2 separate regions of the Homo sapiens genome follow, and region 1 is linked to region 2. Evidence: read pairs that join two places in POLR2A ChIA-PET (ENCODE). Cell type or tissue: OCI-LY7. All regions are shown on one strand. Links, peaks and the distances in the headings refer to the core of each region. The heading gives the core; the rest is flanking DNA. Region 1 overlaps LOC124905183 (a long non-coding RNA gene). Region 2 overlaps JADE3 (jade family PHD finger 3).

Evidence for each region. Peaks named below come from ENCODE experiments on the same cell type or tissue, not always from the same donor. Only the 100,000 strongest peaks of a DNase experiment are listed, where the experiment ranks them.
Region 1: POLR2A ChIA-PET joins it to region 2 with 6 read pairs; 1 of 35 experiments calls an interaction of 5 or more read pairs at or near these places.

What each region holds. Positions count from the first base shown.
Region 1 is chrX:47,488,567-47,497,170 of GRCh38, forward strand. LOC124905183 (a long non-coding RNA gene) reads right to left here. Exons shown (of 2, transcript XR_007068224.1): 2 at 8,370-8,604. Among named protein-coding and RNA genes, the nearest start is that of ZNF41, 9.6 kb to the left of the region's middle. In OCI-LY7, for the core only: no CTCF peak of the experiment used is centred there; a DNase peak (open chromatin) is centred at 3,775.
Region 2 is chrX:46,963,320-46,971,923 of GRCh38, forward strand. All of the region lies in intron 1 of JADE3 (jade family PHD finger 3), which reads left to right. Among named protein-coding and RNA genes, the nearest start is that of JADE3, 55 kb to the left of the region's middle. RefSeq lists an enhancer at 320-499. In OCI-LY7, for the core only: no CTCF peak of the experiment used is centred there; a DNase peak (open chromatin) is centred at 4,332; H3K4me3 peaks cover 1,169 bases; H3K27ac peaks cover 658 bases.

The sequences.
Region 1 (8,604 bases), core at 264-8,263, 530 kb after region 2:
GTGATTCTCCTGCCTCAGCCTCCCAAGTAGCTGGGATTACAGGTGCCTGCTACCATGCCCAGCTCATTTTTGTATTTCTAGTAGAGACAGGGTTTCACCATGTTGGCCAGGCTAGTCTCGAACTCCTGACCTCAGGTGATTCACCTGCCTCGGCCTCCCAGAGTGCTGGGATTACAGGCATGAGCCACCACACCCAGCCCCAGTCTCTTTATTTTAAATGTGCTTCTAGGCTGGGCATGGTGGCTCATGCCTGTAATCCCAGCACTTTGGGAGGCCGAGGTGGGTGGATCACCTGAGGTCAGGAGTTCGAGACCAGCCTGACCAACATAGAGAAACCCTGTCTCTACTAAAAATACAAAATTAGCCGGGCATGGTGGCGGATGCCTGTAATCCCAGCTATTTGGGAGGCTGAGGCAGGAGAATTGCTTGAACCCAGGAGGCGGAGGTTGCAGTGAGCCGAGATCACGCCATTGCACTCCAGCCCGGGCAACAAGAACAAAACTCCATCTCAAAAAAAAAAAAGTGCTTCTAGTAAATAACACATAACTTTTGTTTTATAACCCAATGTTACAGTCCCTCTCTTATAGGAGAACCCAATCCATTCAGTTTATCAGTGATATGCCTGTTTTTGTGTGTTCCATCGGACTTTGTTTCCTTTTTTCGATTTTGTTATTGTTTCCACCTTTTCAATTTTCTTACATTTGTTGGCTCTCTCAAGCTTCTGTTTATTCCCCTTCTCCCTCCCTTAGTAATTTGGAAGTTCTACTCTGCTTATCAATTCTTCTGATGATTATCTTTCCATTCCTTATAAGCATAATTCACATTTTCTCTATTGGTAGATTAAGCACACACATGGGCGCACACACACACACACACACACACACACACACACACACACAGGTGTGTTACTGGCCTTTACTCCTAATTTCTCAGGAGAATGAACCATTTAGAATGTTTTTACCTCTTCATTCTGCCCTCACCCAAAATTTCTGTTCTTAGAAAAGAACAGATCTTTTTTTTTCTGAGTTTTTTTTTTTTTTAATTAGAAGAGACGCTGGAAGCATGATGACAGCAGCGTAGTTTTCACTCTCTTGTTATGCCAGCATACAGACAGAGCAACCAGATGACAAAATCAAAACCCATGGGTAATATTTACGGTGAGGCCAGTAGACACAGTGTCCCCAGTGTGGCAGATTTTCTGCAGATAGGGCTGCCAGCTGTATTTCCAACCCTGTATGTGTTTGCCACCCTCCCATCAAGACATGGTGCCTATTTTTTCATCCTTTGTGTCTGGGCTGGCCTTGTGTTCCATTTGACCAATAAGGTATGGTAGAAATGGCATTCTGGGACTTCTGAGCCCAACCTTAAAAGACATTGAACTTTTGCTTTAGTGAGAGGGGAATCAAGATACCCTGTAAAGAGGTCTGTGCTGTCCTTCTGAAGACAGAGGTCCTGGAAGATGAGACACTTTTTAAAAATAGGTCATGCAGCGCTGTGGCAGCCACCCAGCTAGCTCAGTTGGTAGAGCATGAGACTCTTAAATATAGGCCATGTACATAACTGAGGCCCCAGCTGGCAGCTAGCACTGAGGTCTCAGTCGTATCATGAAATTATCTTGCATCCTCCAGTACCATTCCAGCTTCTCCAGGCATCATATAGAGAAGAAACAAGTCTGGGCGTGGTGGTTCACACCTGTAATCCCAGCACTTTGGTAGGCCGAAGCAGGCAGATCATCTGAAGCAGTGAAGCAAGGAGTTTGAGACCAGCCTGGGTAGCAAAGCAAGACCTCATCTCTACTAAAATATATTAGTCAGGCACAGTGGCACATGCTGGTAGTCCCAGCTACTCAGGAGGCTGAGGTGGGAGGATTGCTGTGCCCAGGATTTTGAGGCTGCAGTGAGCTATGATCGCACTACTGTACTCCAATGGTCAACAGAACAAGATCCCACCTCTTAAAAAAAAGAAGAAGAAGAAGAAACGAGCCATCCCCACTGAGCCATGCCCAGATTCGTGAGCAATAAAATAGTTATTAATCCACTAAGTTTTGGTGTGGTTTACTTACACAGCAATAGATAGCTGAAATATCCATGAATATCAAAATACACATGAGTAAGCCCAAGTCACCAACAGCCACAACAACTTCATGGTACAATTATCTGTATAGGAAAAAGCAGGGGGAAGTAAGCAGTATTTGCCAGACCTGAGAACACAATACCAAAACAGCCAATGGGCATGGCAGACCAACTTGAATTCAGCAGCTGAAACTGGGAGGAATTTTGCAAAATTCAGCAACGAGTGAGAGGGGTCTGCAGGAAGGTTGGAAGGGGTTGGAGCAGACTATAATAATTCCTAGGAACTCTTTTTTCTTTCTTTCTTTTCTTTTCTTTTCTTGGATCATGGCCGGAGTGCAGTGCCATGATCTTGGCTCACCTAAGCCTCAACCTCCCAGGCTCAAGCAATCCTCTCCCCGCAGCCTCCCGAATAGCTGAGACTACAGGCACATGCCATCACACTGAGCTCATTTCTTAAATTTTTAGTGGAGACAAAGTCTAGCTATGTTGCCCAGGCTGGTCTTGAACTCCTGAGCTCAAGTGATCCTCCTGCCTCAACTTCCCAAAATGCCAGGATTACAGGCATGAGCCACCATGCCCAGCCTTCTATGAACTCTTAAGACGGACTGTGCTTGGGGGGTTCCCAGGACCAACCTCAGGTTCACTGATTGACTATGAAGGACTCAGAATTCAGCAATGGAAAAGGGCACATAGGGCAGAGTCCAGGGGAAACAAGGATCAAGCTTTGGGTTCGCCCTTCTTGGTGTAGTCATACGGCCAGTGCTTAATTCTCCTAGCAAGATGTGGGGTAACATACATGAAATATTACCAACCATGGGCTCTCACTTTAGCCTCGGTGTCTGTGGTTTTTATTTGGAGTCAGTTTCAGGCATGGCCAACTACCTGTGTGGTTGACCTTACTCAGTCCTTCCAAGGTTCACGCTGATACTGCACAGCCCAAGACTCACCAAGAATCACAGCTATCTGGCATGGCTCATGCACTCAAGTAAACAAAGATTTCTTAACAGGCAGTATATTCCAAGGGTTTAGAGCAGTGGTCCCCAACCTTTTTGGCACCAGGGACCAGTTTTGTGGAAGACAATCTTTCCATGGACATGGAGCGGGGTGGAGGGGGATGGTTTTGGGATGAAACTGTTCCATCTCAGATCACCAGGCGTTAGATTCTCATAAGGAGTGTGCAACCTAGATCCCTTGCATGCGCAGTTCACAATAGAGTTTGTGCTCCTATGAGAATCTAATGCTGCCACTGATCTGACAGGAGGTGGAGCTCAAGCAGTATCGCTCCCTTGCCTGCTTCTCACCTCCTGCTGTGCGGCCCAGTTCCTAACAGGCCTTGGACTCATACTGGTCTGTGGACTGGCAGTTGGGGACCCCTGACTTACAGGTTATATCCCAGGAGCTGGGGCAAGGGCCAAACCTTTCCTTGGAATGCACAAGGTTTAAACAACCCAGACCTCCTAAGTTAATTCTTTACTGTATGATGACATACCAGGGCTGTCTTCTAGGACAGCAGACCACACTAAGAAACTACTGGGAGTGAAACAAAAATTAAGCAAGATAGGGCAATAGTAAATGTAATTTTTTTTGTTTTGTTTTTTTTCTGAGATGGTCTTGCTCTGTTGCCCAGGCTGGAGTGCAGTGGTGCGATCATAGCTCACTGCAGCCTCATCCTCCCCAGGCTCAAGTGATACTCCCACCTCAGCTTCCTGAGTAGCTGAGACAACGGGTGCATGCCATCACAGCTGGCTAATTTTTTGTATTTTTTTTGTAGAGATGGGGTTTCACTGTGTTGCCCAGGCTGGTCTCAAACTCCTGGGCTCAAGCAGTCCACCCACCTCGGCCTTTGAAATTGCTGGGATTATAGGCATTCGCCACTGCACCCAGCCTCTCATGTTTGTTTTGTTTTGTTTTTATTATTATTTAATTGACAAAGAAAAATTGTATATATTTATGGTATTAATAGAGGTAGAGGGAAAAAACAGTCTTTCTTTCTTTTCTTTTTTTTTTTGTTTTTTGAGATGGGGTCTTGCTCTGTCTCCCAGGCTGGAGTGCAGTGGCGTGATCTTGGCTCACTACAACCTCCACCTCCCGGGTTCAAGCGATTCTCCTGCCTCAGCCTCCTGAGTAGCTGGGATTACAGGCACCCGCCATCATGCCCGGCTAATTTTTGTATTTTTGTAGAGACGGGGTTTTACCATGTTGGCCAGGCTAGTCTTGAACTCTTGACCTCGGGTGATCTGCCCACCTCGGCCTCCCAAAGTGCTGGGATTACAGGCATGAGCCACCACGCCTGGCCGAAACAGTGTTTCTCTTACCCTAACACAGCCAACATAACACTTCTGACATTAGATTCTCCAGTGGATACCACCTGGGTGTCCTCCAATTCAATTCTGACGCTACCTGAAAATACTGCCATTAGAGGGCTCAATACCACAAGACTGCCCCCACTTCAGATGCCAATTGTAAGTCCCAGGTTGTGACCTACACGTCTGACCAACCAGCTATAAATCAATGACCCCCTCTTTGGGTTCAATTAATTTGCTAGAGCAGCTCCTAGAATTTAGGGAAACATTACTTACATTTACCTATTTATTATCAAGGGTATTACAAAGGATGCAGATGAATAGCAGATGGAAGAGATGCATAGAGTGAGGAATGGGGGAAGGGGTGCAGAGCTTCCATGCCCTCTCTAGTCATGCCACCCTCTAGGAATCTCACTGTGTTCAACTATCTGGAAGCTCATCCAAAGCCAGTTCTTTTGGGCTTTTATGGAAACTTCATTATGTAGGCATGATTGGTTATGTAATTGGCCATTGGTGATCAATTCAACATTTTGCCCTTCTCCCCTCCCCAGAGTTTATGGTGAGTCTGCAAGTCTCAATCCTGTAATCATGTCTTGGTCTTTCTGGTGACCATCCACCATCCTGAGGCTATCTGGGGGCCACCAGTCATCATCATCTCATTAGTGTAAAAAGTCACTCATCACTCTGGAGATTCCAAGGCTTTTAGGAACTCTGTGCCAGGAAATGGGGAATGTATTAGACTGTTCTTGTACTGCTATAAAGAAATACCTGAGACTGGGTGATTTATAAAGAAAAGAGGTTTAATTGGCTCACAGTTCCACAGGCTGTACAGGAAGCATAGCGGCTTCTGCTTCTGGGGAGGCCTCAGGAAACTTACAACCACGGCAGAAGTCAAAGGGGAAGCAGGCATGTCTTACATGGCCAGCGCATGAGGGAGAGAGGGTGGAGGTTCCATACACTTTTAAACAACCAGATCTTTTGAGAACTTAGCACCAAGGGGATGGTGCTAAGCCATTCATAAGAAACTGTCTCCATGATCCAGTCACCTTCCACCAGGGCCCTCTTCCAATACTGAGGATTACAATTCAACATGATATTTGGGCAGGGACACAGATCCAAACCATATCAGGTGATGAAGACCAAATATATATATATCTTATTATAAATCATAATATCACAGGAGCACAACATGATGTTATGAAATATGTATACATTGTAGAATGGCCAAATCAAGCTGATTAACATATACATAACCTCAAATATTTATCTGTGGTGAGAGCCCTTAAAATCTATTTTCAGCAGTTTTCATGTATACAATACATTGTATATTAGCCTGTTTTCATACTGCTATAAAGAACTGCCTGAGACTGGGTAATTTATAAAGGAAAGAGGTTTAATTGACTCACAGTTCCGCATGGCTGGGGAGGCCTCAGGAAACTTACAATCATGGCAGAAGGTGAAGGGGAAGCAAGGCACCTTCCTCACAAGGCGGTAGGGAGAAGTGCTGAGCGAAGGGGGAAGAACCCATAATAAAACCATCAGCTCTTGTGAGAACTCACTCACTATCATGAGAACAGCATGGAGGAAACTGCCCCCATGATTCAATTACTTCCACTTGGTGTCTCCCTTGACACATAGGGATTATGGGAATTACAATTCAAGATGAGATTTAGGTGGGGGCACAAAGCTTAACCATATCAATTGTTATTAACTATAGTCACCATGTTGTACAATAGATCTCTTGAACTTGCATATACATTTCCTTTGGCTACTGTAACAAAATACCTTAAACTTGGTGGCTTGAAACAACAGAAGTTTATTTTCTCATGGTTATAAAGGCCAGAAGTCTGAAATCAATATCACTGGGCCAAAATCAAGTATCAGCAGGGCTCTGCTCCCACCAGAGGCTGCCAGGATTCCTTGGCTTATGGCCACATCACTCCAGCCTCCGCTTCTGTAGTCACATTGTCTTCTCTTTTGTGCCATCTCCTTCTACCTCTCTCTAATAGGAACATTTATGATGGCATTTAGGGCTCATCTAGATAATTCAGGTGATCTCCTCATGGCAAGTTCCTTAACTTAATCACATCTGCAAAGTCCTTTTTTTGGCCAAATAATATAGCCAAATATGCCAAATTATGGCCAAATACTATATCTTTTAGGGAGTCATTATTCAACCTACACAATCCACTCTGTGGTTCCCAAACATTGATGTTCATCCCACCTACAAAGTACATTCACCCTATCCCAGCACCCTCAAAAGTGTCAACTCATTACAGCATCGACTCAAGTTCAAAATCTTAGCTAAATATCATCAGCTCAGAAGTCTCAAATCTTATCATGTAAATCAGGTTTCAGTGAGACTCTATGGCAACCCAGGGGACAATTCCCCTTCATTTGTGGACCTTGTGAAACAAGAAAATGAGTTATCTATTCCCAAAATGTAAGCATGGGACAGGCATCAGATAACAGTTATAGACATTCTCATTCTAAAAGGGAGAAAAATTGAAGGAATTAAGAAGTCATAGTTACCAAGCCACTTTGAAACCCAGCAGGGGAGATTCCATTAGGGTTCAAGGCCTTGAAATAATCCTCAGTAGTTCATGAATTGACACTATGGGCCCAAAACTCCATCCCTTTTATTGAAGGGTAGCTCAGGTTTGAAGCTTAGTAGTTTTATTGCCTGCAGAATTTTTGGAATCTGGAAGCCTTCCTTCATTTCATTCCATCTCTGTCTCTCAGTATAAGCTGGCAATGTTTCTGCTGGCATAACATTCTTTGAAAACCTTGTGGATCTCCTGTATATGTCACAGGGATTCACACTATCAGGCAGGAGGGCCACAGGCTTTTCCTCGTTAATCTCATCTCTACTCCTGGCTTCTGCTGTGAAGATTGAGAGGATCCATGAATTACATGCCTAATCTCTTCGGTAGTAGCAAAAAGTTACCCAGCCATACCTTTGTTCTCTCCAGAGCATGCTTTCCTAAAAGCAAATGTCCTAATTTTAGTAGCTTTGGCAACCTGGATAGGCTAAGAATTTCCCATATTATCAACTCCTGATTCTTTCTTTTTCTTTCTTCTTTTGTTTTCCTTTTTTTTTTTTTTTTTTTTTTTTTTTTTTGAGACGGAGTCTCACTCTGTCACCCAGGCTGGAGTGCAGTGGTGCAATCTTGGCTCACTGCAATCTCTGCCTCCGGGGTTCACGCAATTCTCAGCCTCCAGAGCAACTGGAATTACAGGTGCGTGCCACCACACCCGGCTGATTTTTATATCTTTATTAGAGATGGGGTTTTGCCATGATGGCCAGGCTGGTCTTGAACTCCTGACCTCAAGTGATTCTCCTTCCTTGGCCACCCAAAGTGTCAGGATTACAGGCGGGAGCCACCGCGCCTGGCCCTGATTCATTTTTGCTTAGCAGTTCTTCTCTCAGTTTATCACTTTCCTCTCATCACATTTTACCATAAGCAGCAAGAAAAAACCAGGCTGCACTTCAACACTTTGCTTGGAAATCCCCTTAGCTAAATAAGCAAGTTCACTGCTTATAAGTCTGCTTTCAGCATAACTGTAGGACACAATTAACTTAATTGCTAAGTTTTCTGTCACTTTATAATGAAGATCACCTTTCCTATAGTTTCCAATAAGATTTTCCTTCTTAGCCCTCACCAGCAGCACTTTTAATGGTCATATTTATACTAACATGCTTATGATGATACATGTCTTCTCTAAGATGATATAGACTTTCTCTACCATCTTCTTTACTTCTTCTGAGTCCTCACCAGCAGTGCTTTCAACATCCATATTTCTACCAACAGGGTGTTTTGGGTAATCTAGGAGTTTTCTATAATGTTTCTCAACATTCTTCCAGCCTCTACCTATTATCTAATTACTCTATTCCAAAGCCACTTCCACATTTTTGGGTATTTTTTACAGCAACACCCCACTTTCGCTACCAAACGTTTCCTATTGCTAGTGTAACAAATTACCACAAACTTGGTGACTTAAAACAACAGAAATTTATTTGTTCACAATTCTAGAGGCCAGAAATCTAAAATCAGTATGGCTGGGCCAAGATCAAGGTGTTGGCAAGGCCGTACTCTCTTCATTCCTTGGCTCTTCCAGCTGCTGGTGGCCGCTGGCATTCCTTGGCTTGTGACCACAGCACTCGAATCTATGCCTCTGTATTCATATTTTCTTCTCCTATTTGTGTCATCTTCCTCTGCCTCCCTCTT
Region 2 (8,604 bases), core at 320-8,319:
TCTTGGCATTAGCTACAGTGCCTTCCTCTGTGGATCCCAGCAGTAATGCCTACTTTGGAAAATTAGTACCCAAAGTGATTTAGTGTAGTACGACTGAGGTTTGTGATGAAATTTCCACTCTACAGTTAATCATTAAAAGCTGTGTTTCAAATTCTGTCAGTTAACTATTGCTGTATAACGACCACTTCAAAAGTTAGTGGCTTAAAATAGTAATTACTTAGTTCATTCTATGGGTCAGTCATTTGGGCTGGGTTCAGCTGAGCAGTTCTGCTGTTCTCAGCTGGTCTCCCCTTATGCCTATGGTCAACTACAGGTCAGCAGGGAGCTCTGCTTTTGAAGTCCAACGGCTGTCAACTGGGGCAGTGGTAGGAGGTAGGAGCACAGAGCTATGCATCTCTCATCCTGCAGCAGGCTAGCCCAGACTTGTTCTCATGGTAGTTGGTCAGGTTTCTAAGAGTGAATAGAAGCAGCAAGGCCTCTTGAGGCCTAGGCTCTGAACTGGCACACCATCACCTCATACTGTACTCGATTGCCCTAAGCAAGCCACAAAGCCAGTCCAGATTCAAGGAGCATCCATAAGGAAAGGGCATGGATAAAGAATTGGGGCCATTTTTGCTATCTATCACACAGATACAAATTACTCTTTTTTAAGGCACCAGTCTACTCCTATAACACTTAAAAACACATGTGTTCTATGTGTTTGGAATTAAAGACTGACCAGAAGCAAATAGGAAAGTATTAAAATTGTTCACATGTCATGACCCTGATGATGGTCCTCTTGTGAAGCTAAATTGTTTTGAAGCTTGGATGCTCTGAGACCTGGATGTGTATCACATTTTAAATCAGTCATTAATCCTGGATCCTTGCAATAAAATGATGTGAAACCCATAAATGAAGGTTTAAAACACAGCTGCAAATTTTTTTATTCTCTTCTCCTCGGGAGGTAGGATCTGTGCCTCCTTCCACTTAAATCTGGGTGAGCTTGTGACTACTTCAATACAATAGAGTATGAGACTTCTGAGGCTAAATCATAAAAGGCAATCTGCCTTGTTCATTGGAACACTCATACTAGGACTCCTGAGCTGCCATGTAAGAAGTTTGACTATTGAGAAGCCACCTATGCCAGAGAGGCCTTAGATAGGCACTCTGGAGGTAGTCTCTGCTAAGCCCAGCCATCCCAGTCAAAGATGCCAGATGAGTGAAGACGTCTCCAGATGATCCAGCTGTTTGAATCTTCCCAACTGAGGTCCCATACATTGTGGAGTAGAAAAAAGTCATCACTGCTGTGCCTATCTGAATTCCTGACCCACAAAATTCATGAAGTGATAAAGTGGTGGTGGTTTTATGCCACTAAATTTTGCAGTTGTTTGTTGCACAACAGTCAGTAACTGGAACAGCATAAGTGAATGGTCATGGGTGTGTTCCAATAAAAGTTTATGGACACTGAAATATGAATTTCACATAATTTTTATATGTCACAAAATATTTTTTAAATTGTTTTCAACCATTTAAAAATGTAAAAACCATTCTTAGCCTCCAGGCCATACTAAAAATAAGCAGTATGCTAGATTTGGCCCATGGGCTGTAGTTTGCTGACCCCGATCTAAAAGGTTGTGTAATAGTCATAAAATTTAAACTTGAGGGCTTCTCGTCAAGATGGCTCTGATTTCATACTTTAAATTCATATCTCCTTTCTTTAAAAGTGATAATAAAGTAAAAAATTAGACATATCTGTGGTCAAGAAAGTATAAATCTCTGGACCAGAAACAGATCAGACAATAAGTGAGGATTATTAGTTACAGGCCTATAGTTATGGACATTCTGGACTCTTAGGTCCAGAAAAAGGTAGAGATGGCTGGGAATTGTATTTCTGTAGATAATGGGATTAAAACATTCAGTGAATGGAGGAAATGATCCCTGACTGTGAAGTCAGAGATTGCCCATGAACAGAGACAGTAAAAAGATGTTGCTTCTGTTCAGAGTGGCAGGCAGGAGAGCAGAGAGAGACTTAGGACCAGGGACAAATGTATTATTGGCTCACTGTCTAAATCTGGAAGATTTTCAAAGAGATAAAGGAAGAATAACATCCATTACAAAATTTTTAAAGTCCAGTCCATACCTGGTAGGAACTCATTCTCGGAGATTTGATAATATTAGTGGTTAAAAATACTTTAAGTTAGTGATGGTACTATACACAGGCCACTCTGAGAGCATACTGCTGTTGATTGTCAAAGTGTGGGTGAGTCATAGTAGGGGAGGCATCCTAGAAGAGATTTGCTGTGCCTTATAAGGATAAGGCTCCTGTTTGCTGAGCCTTATAAGAATTAGTTTATATGTTTTAAAAGTGAGGAAGCAAGAAGAGGGTCCTCCTGGGAGAAGGGATGGTATAAAGCCTAGAGGTAGGAACTGCAGAGGTTCAGCATTGTTTGAGCATAAAACTGGGGCAGAATGTGGTGAGGGATAAAGCTGCAGAAGTAGACATGGCTTGATTGTGGAGGGCTGTGTTGGCCTTGATGAGGACCTTAATAAAGATCCTAGGAGCAAAGGACAGCCATTGAAATCTCTTGACCGTGGAGGCACATGATCCAATTTGTGTTTTAGATAGGTCTCTGGCAGTTGGGTGGAGGGTAAATTTGGGGACAACAAGATTAGGACTTTTAAAGCCAGTTAGGAAACTGCTCTTGCATTCTAGGTTTGAGGAAATAGATAGGTCCTAAACTAAGAAAATGACAGCTGAGATGGGAAAGGAACATTGATTTGGAAGATTATTTTAGAGGTTAACTGACAGGGCTTAATAATTGATTGGATGTTCCAGGGTAAGATATAGGAAAGAGTTCAGAGATTTTTCTAGATTTTGTGATGGCATAGAGGAAGGTGCCAACTGAGACCAGTTAGAAGGTAGGAAGAACTAGTGGAAAACAGAACATAGTTTCCTCAGTGTTGATCGTCTTCCAGCTTGATGTATCTGGTTGTCAGGACTTTTTTCTTTTTGTTGATGTATCTTTCCTATTCTTTCTTCCTTCCTTCTTTGCTTTGCTTTTCCCTCCTACCTTCCTGTCTCTTTCGCCTTTCCTTTCTATCTCCAGCTCTGGACCAGAGGACCTTGTTTTGGGAGCCATAAGCATGTGGGTAGGGCACTTCAGGGAACCACCATCACCTACAAGATGGTTAGAGGAAGAAAAAAAGTGTTAGCAACACAGGGAACTTGAAAAAAGCTTCTGGAAGCCAAAGGAGTAGTTTCAAGAAGGCCAGAGTGATCAGCGTGTCAAATGCAGCATACAGATACTTAAAGATGAGGGTTGGGAAGTATGCACATTTTTCCAAGAATTCTGGTGAGATAGAAGCAATTAAGGAGAGATTGAGAGTAAGGAAGGAGTTACAGACTGTAAACTACTTTTTGAGGAGTTTGCAAGAGAAGGCAAAGAAAGAAAGAAAGTGGATATTAGCTAGAGAAAAATGAAGTAGGGTCAAGAGATGGTTTGGGAATAAAGGTAGAGAGGTTGGAACCTGTTAACAGAAAGAAATCCAGCATAAAGGCAGAATTTGGAAGTTAAAAGGCAGATTTTTTCTGTTCATAGAAAATCATCCATATGTTTAGAGCTGTCTAGACATTAGAATAAATTGCTTGTTAGATAGTGAGCTCCTGGTCACTGGAGTAGTCAAGCAGAGCTTAGCTGTTTTCTGGTCAACTGTGTAGAAAGATACATTGGTGAGTGCCTTCAGGAGTTTTAGCCTGTGTTCAATTCCTAACAGTTTTCCCAAAGTTGCTTTAAGCATTATAAGTTAATGAGTTATTCTGTGGATCTGCCTTGCCTGGCAGCTCTCTAGAGATTTGTGGAATCACTAGACCAAGTTAATTTATTTGCCTTTGATCTTGAAGGATGAAATTAAACTGCAGATTTTCAGATAACAAAATATTGAGGCTTAGGGTCCAGGAAAGTTTCATCACATTGAACAATCAATCATGCTGTAGGCTCACAGGTATTTTTTTGACAAGATGGTCACTTTCCACACACAGCAACAAAGAGTCTTTGTTTCAAAATTTTGAGTTTAATTTTTTATCTGTCCATTTTTGTAAAATGGCGTTAACTCAGAATAATTAAAATAGGGCTAAGATAATAGGAGAAATGAATAGAAAGGAAAAACCTGCTTTCTTCTGTGTTTCATATTCCTATCTGGATGTTTTTGGTTTTCTAGGGCCAAGGGGAGGTAATTAGGTTCCATCCATGACTTAGATCTTTTAGTGATCTCTTTCGTTAACATTTAAAACAATTCAGGGGTAACTTGTTGTTTTGTCTCAAATGACTCAGGTACTGTTTCCAAATCTGGCTTCCTGGGGCGGCTACTGGAGCATGAACAGCAAAAATGACTGAACTCAACTAATTCTCAGAAAGCCATATTTTAGTCAGTACTTTCCAGCTTTCTCACTCATCATTGCTTTTACAGAACTAACAAGTGTTGTAACTAACTGATTAGCCTTTTATTTCTTCTCGAGTTACACATTTTAAATTCTGTTAACCTTTCAGAATGCTAATAAGTAGTGAAATGACTAAAATCCAGGCAGGGAGACTAGAAAATGCAAGGACTGAGAAAACAGCTCCCCGCTCCCAAGGCAAAACCAGGAATACCAGGTGTGGTGAATATTTATCTTTTGAGGAAAAATAGATATACTTCCTTGTTACAAAGTGACTTGCTTTCTTCTGGGCCCACAGATAGGGGGTCAGCCTCCCAATTATCCCCAGGCTTGTAAGTTTTACCCGTTTCTTAGCCTGTTTGTTTCCTCACTCTGGAAGAGTACAGTAAGTGAAAATCTCACAAAATGATAGGTTGATTCTTTCTCTTTCTCAAATTAATACTTTCCAGATATGTAGGAACATTAATAAACTGCTCTTTTTATCATATACTTGCTTTTTTAATAGTTAATTTTTAAATTTTGAGTTAATTTTTTATTTTGAGTTAAGAGATTTTGAGATAATAAATTTAGACAGGAGTTGCAAAAATAGTGCAGAGAGCAAACTTCCCATTCCAGACAGGATGGAGTAGACACATTTCAGTCTATTCCAATTCAAAGTAATGATACAGTGAGTTTAAAGGTAAATGGAAAATTAACCAGGCACAGTAGTGCACACCTGTAGTCCTAGCTACCTGGGAGGCTGAGGCAGGAGGATTGCTTGAGCCCAGGAATTGGAGGTTATGGTGAGCTACGATTGTGCCACTGCACTCCAGCCTGTGTGACAGAGCAAGACCGTATCTCAAAATAAAAAGTAAATGGATGGAAAAAAAATATCATGCAAACACCAATCAAAAGAAAACTGGAGTGGCTATACTAATATCAGATAATTAGATATCACAGCAAAGAAAATTACCAGGGACTAAAAGAATGATACAAAGGGTCGATCCACCAAGAAGGCATAGCAATTTTAAATGTGTATGCACCACATAACAGAGCTTCAAAGAACACAAAGCAAAACCCAACAGACCTGAATTGAGAAATAGACAAACCCAAACCCACAATTATGCTTGAGAATGTTAATACCCCTCTTTCAGTAATTGATAGAACCAGTAGACAGAAAATCAGCAAAGATATAGAAGAAATAACACCACCAGTCAACCAGATTTAATTGACATTTATAGAATGCTTCACCCAACAACAGCATAATATACTTACTTTTCAAGTGCACAAGCAACATTCACCAAGGTTGACTACATCCCAGGTCATAAAACAAACCTCAACAAATGGAAAAGAAGTGAAATCATATAGAGTATATTCTCAGACCATAATAGAATCAAAGTAGAAATCAAAAACAGAAAGACGGCTGGGTGTGGTGGCTCACGCCTCTAATCCTAGCACTTTGGGAGGCCAAGGCGGACAGATCACTTAAGGTCAGGAGTTCGAGACCAGCCTGGCCAACATGGTGAAATCCCCTCTCTACTAAAAATACAAAAATCAGCCGGGCGTGGTGGCACATGCCTGTAATCCCAGCTGCTCAGGAGGCTGAGGCACGAGAATTGCTTTAACCCAGGAGGCGGAGGTTGCAGTGAGCTGAGATCGTGCCACTGCACTCCAGCCTGGGCAACAGAGTGAGACTCTGTCTCAAAAAAGGAAAAAAACAAAACAAAACAGAAAGACTACAAGAAGTTCTCCAAACACTTGGAAACTAAGCGTCACACTTCTCATCAGTACAGTGGCTTGAATGCCTGAATGTAGATGAAAATATACCATATCAAAACTCGTGGCAGGGCGCAGTGGCTCACGCCTGTAATCCCAGCACTTTGGGAGGCCAAGGCGGACAGATCACCTGAGGTCAGGAGTTCAAGACCAGCCTGGCCAACATGGCGAAACCCTGTCTCTACTTAAAATACAAAAATTAGGTGAGTGTGGTGGCAGGCACCCAGCTACTCAGGAGGCTGAGGCACAAGAATTGCTCGAACCCGGGAGGCAGAGGTTGCAGTGAGCCAAGATCGCTCCACTGCACTCCAGCCTGGGTGACAAGAGCGAAACTCCATCTCAAAAAGAAAAACTTGTGGGGCGTAACTTAAATGAGTGCTAAGAAGGAAATTTAGAGCACTGAATGCTTATATGAGGAAAAGATGAAAGGCCTCAAATGAATAATCTAAGCTCCCACTTTAACTAGAAAAAGAAGAGCAAGATAAACCCAAAGTAAGTGAAGGAAGGAAATAATAAAAGAACAAAAGTCAATGTAATCAAAAACAGAAAAACAGAAAAAGCAATCCATCTAAAAACTGGTTCTTCCAAAAGAGAGATTCTGACTTAATTGGTAATGGGTGCAATTTGGACATTGGGATTTTTGTAAGTTCTCCATATGATTCCCATGTGTAATGGGGGTTGAGAACCTCTGCTGGGGAGGCCAAATACATTTTTTTGGGATTTAACATGTATTGGCATTTATCTACCAGACCCTTTGATTTCTCCCCAGGGAAATTTGTTGCCATTTCATTTTCCCTCATTTTTTGTTGCCTTCAAAGTCAGTACTGACTTGTATGTTAACTTCCATGTCTGACTGCTCCTTTGCCATGGGCATTGATCTGACCAGAGGTGAGGGTTTAACAGTAACCCTCCTTCATGTCACACCCATATCCTATTTGATTGATCTTGGGATTAACTCAAACCCCCCTCTAATTGGTTTGTCACACATCATTGGTTAACAGTTTTAGGCTGTGATCACCCAAGCCACAGTGTTTGGTGCACCTGGTCCTGTGACCCTGGCTCTGTGGGAGCCAAAGGACTTGGTTTCTCAGTTTTTTCCTTGTCTGTCCTCTTTCTGGTGGCCAGTACAGTGCCTGCCCTCTGTTAGCACAGTATTAAAAGTTGGTGTGCAGTGGATTTGAACTTGCTCAGTAAGTTTGGGGTCATTTCTGTGTGTTTAACCTTATATGTGAGGTTTACATGCCTCACATATAAGGCATGTTACGTTGTTACGAAAACCTGGGATAAAGGTTGTTTTTCCTTCTAATAAATTGGGATGATTACTTTAAATCACATGAACGTTATTGTAAATGTATAATGGGTACATGTGGGTAAAAATTTCAGTGTGGAAACAACTCACAGCAGCAGATAAAACAATGGGAAATCGTTTTTTTAAATCGTTTGAGTTTCTATCTGGAGAAAGAATTGTGTATTTCATAGTAAAAGCATCTCTTATTGATTTACTTTACTCTTAAGAGGTCTTATCTGCAAATGGTATTTTATCTTAAAGGGACTTGTTTTGTACATGTATATATCTTTTTATTCTTAAGATACCAAGTTGACTTATCTGGGTAGTTGAAATTTTTTTTTTTTTTTTTTTTTTTTGAAACGGAGTTTCACTATTGTTGCCCAGGCTGGAGTGCAATGGCGCGATCTCGGCTCACTGCAACCTCTGCCTCCTGGGTTCAAGCAATTCTCCAGCCTCAGCCTCCCGAGTAAGTGGGATTACAGGCGACTGCCACCATGCCCAGCTAATTTTTGTATTTTTAGTAGAGACGGGGTTTCACCATGTTGGCCAGGCTGGTCTGAAACTCCTGACCTCAAGTGATCCGCCTGCCTCGGCCTCCCAACGTGCTGGGATTACAGGCGTAAGCCCCCGTGCCCAGCTGAAATTTTTGAATATATGTACATAAATTAAGAAAATGTACTGCAAAATTTTTAAAAGTTATTGGAACTGGGGGCCTTTTCTTCAAAAGACATAAAGCAGGCCGGGCACAGTGGCTCACGCCTGTAATCCCAGCACTTTGGAAGGCTGAGGCGGGCAGATCACGAGGTCAGGAGATCGAGACCATCCTGGCTAACACGGTGAAACCCTGTCTCTACTAAAAAATACAAAAAATTAGCCGGGCGTGGTGGCGGGCGCCTGTAGTCCCAGCTACTTGGGAGGCTGAGGCAGGAGAATGGCGTGAACCTGGGAGGCGGAGCTTGCAGTGAGCTGAGATTGCGCTACTGCACTCCAGCCTGGGCGACAGAGCGAGACTCCGTCTAAAAAAAAAAAAAAAAGACATAAAGCAGATTTTAATTTAGAAAGGGCTAGCACCATTAAAATCTGTCAAGATAACATTATAGAGTTGACCACCGAGTGAGGTCTATAGCAGCCAAACAGTGAGCTGAGA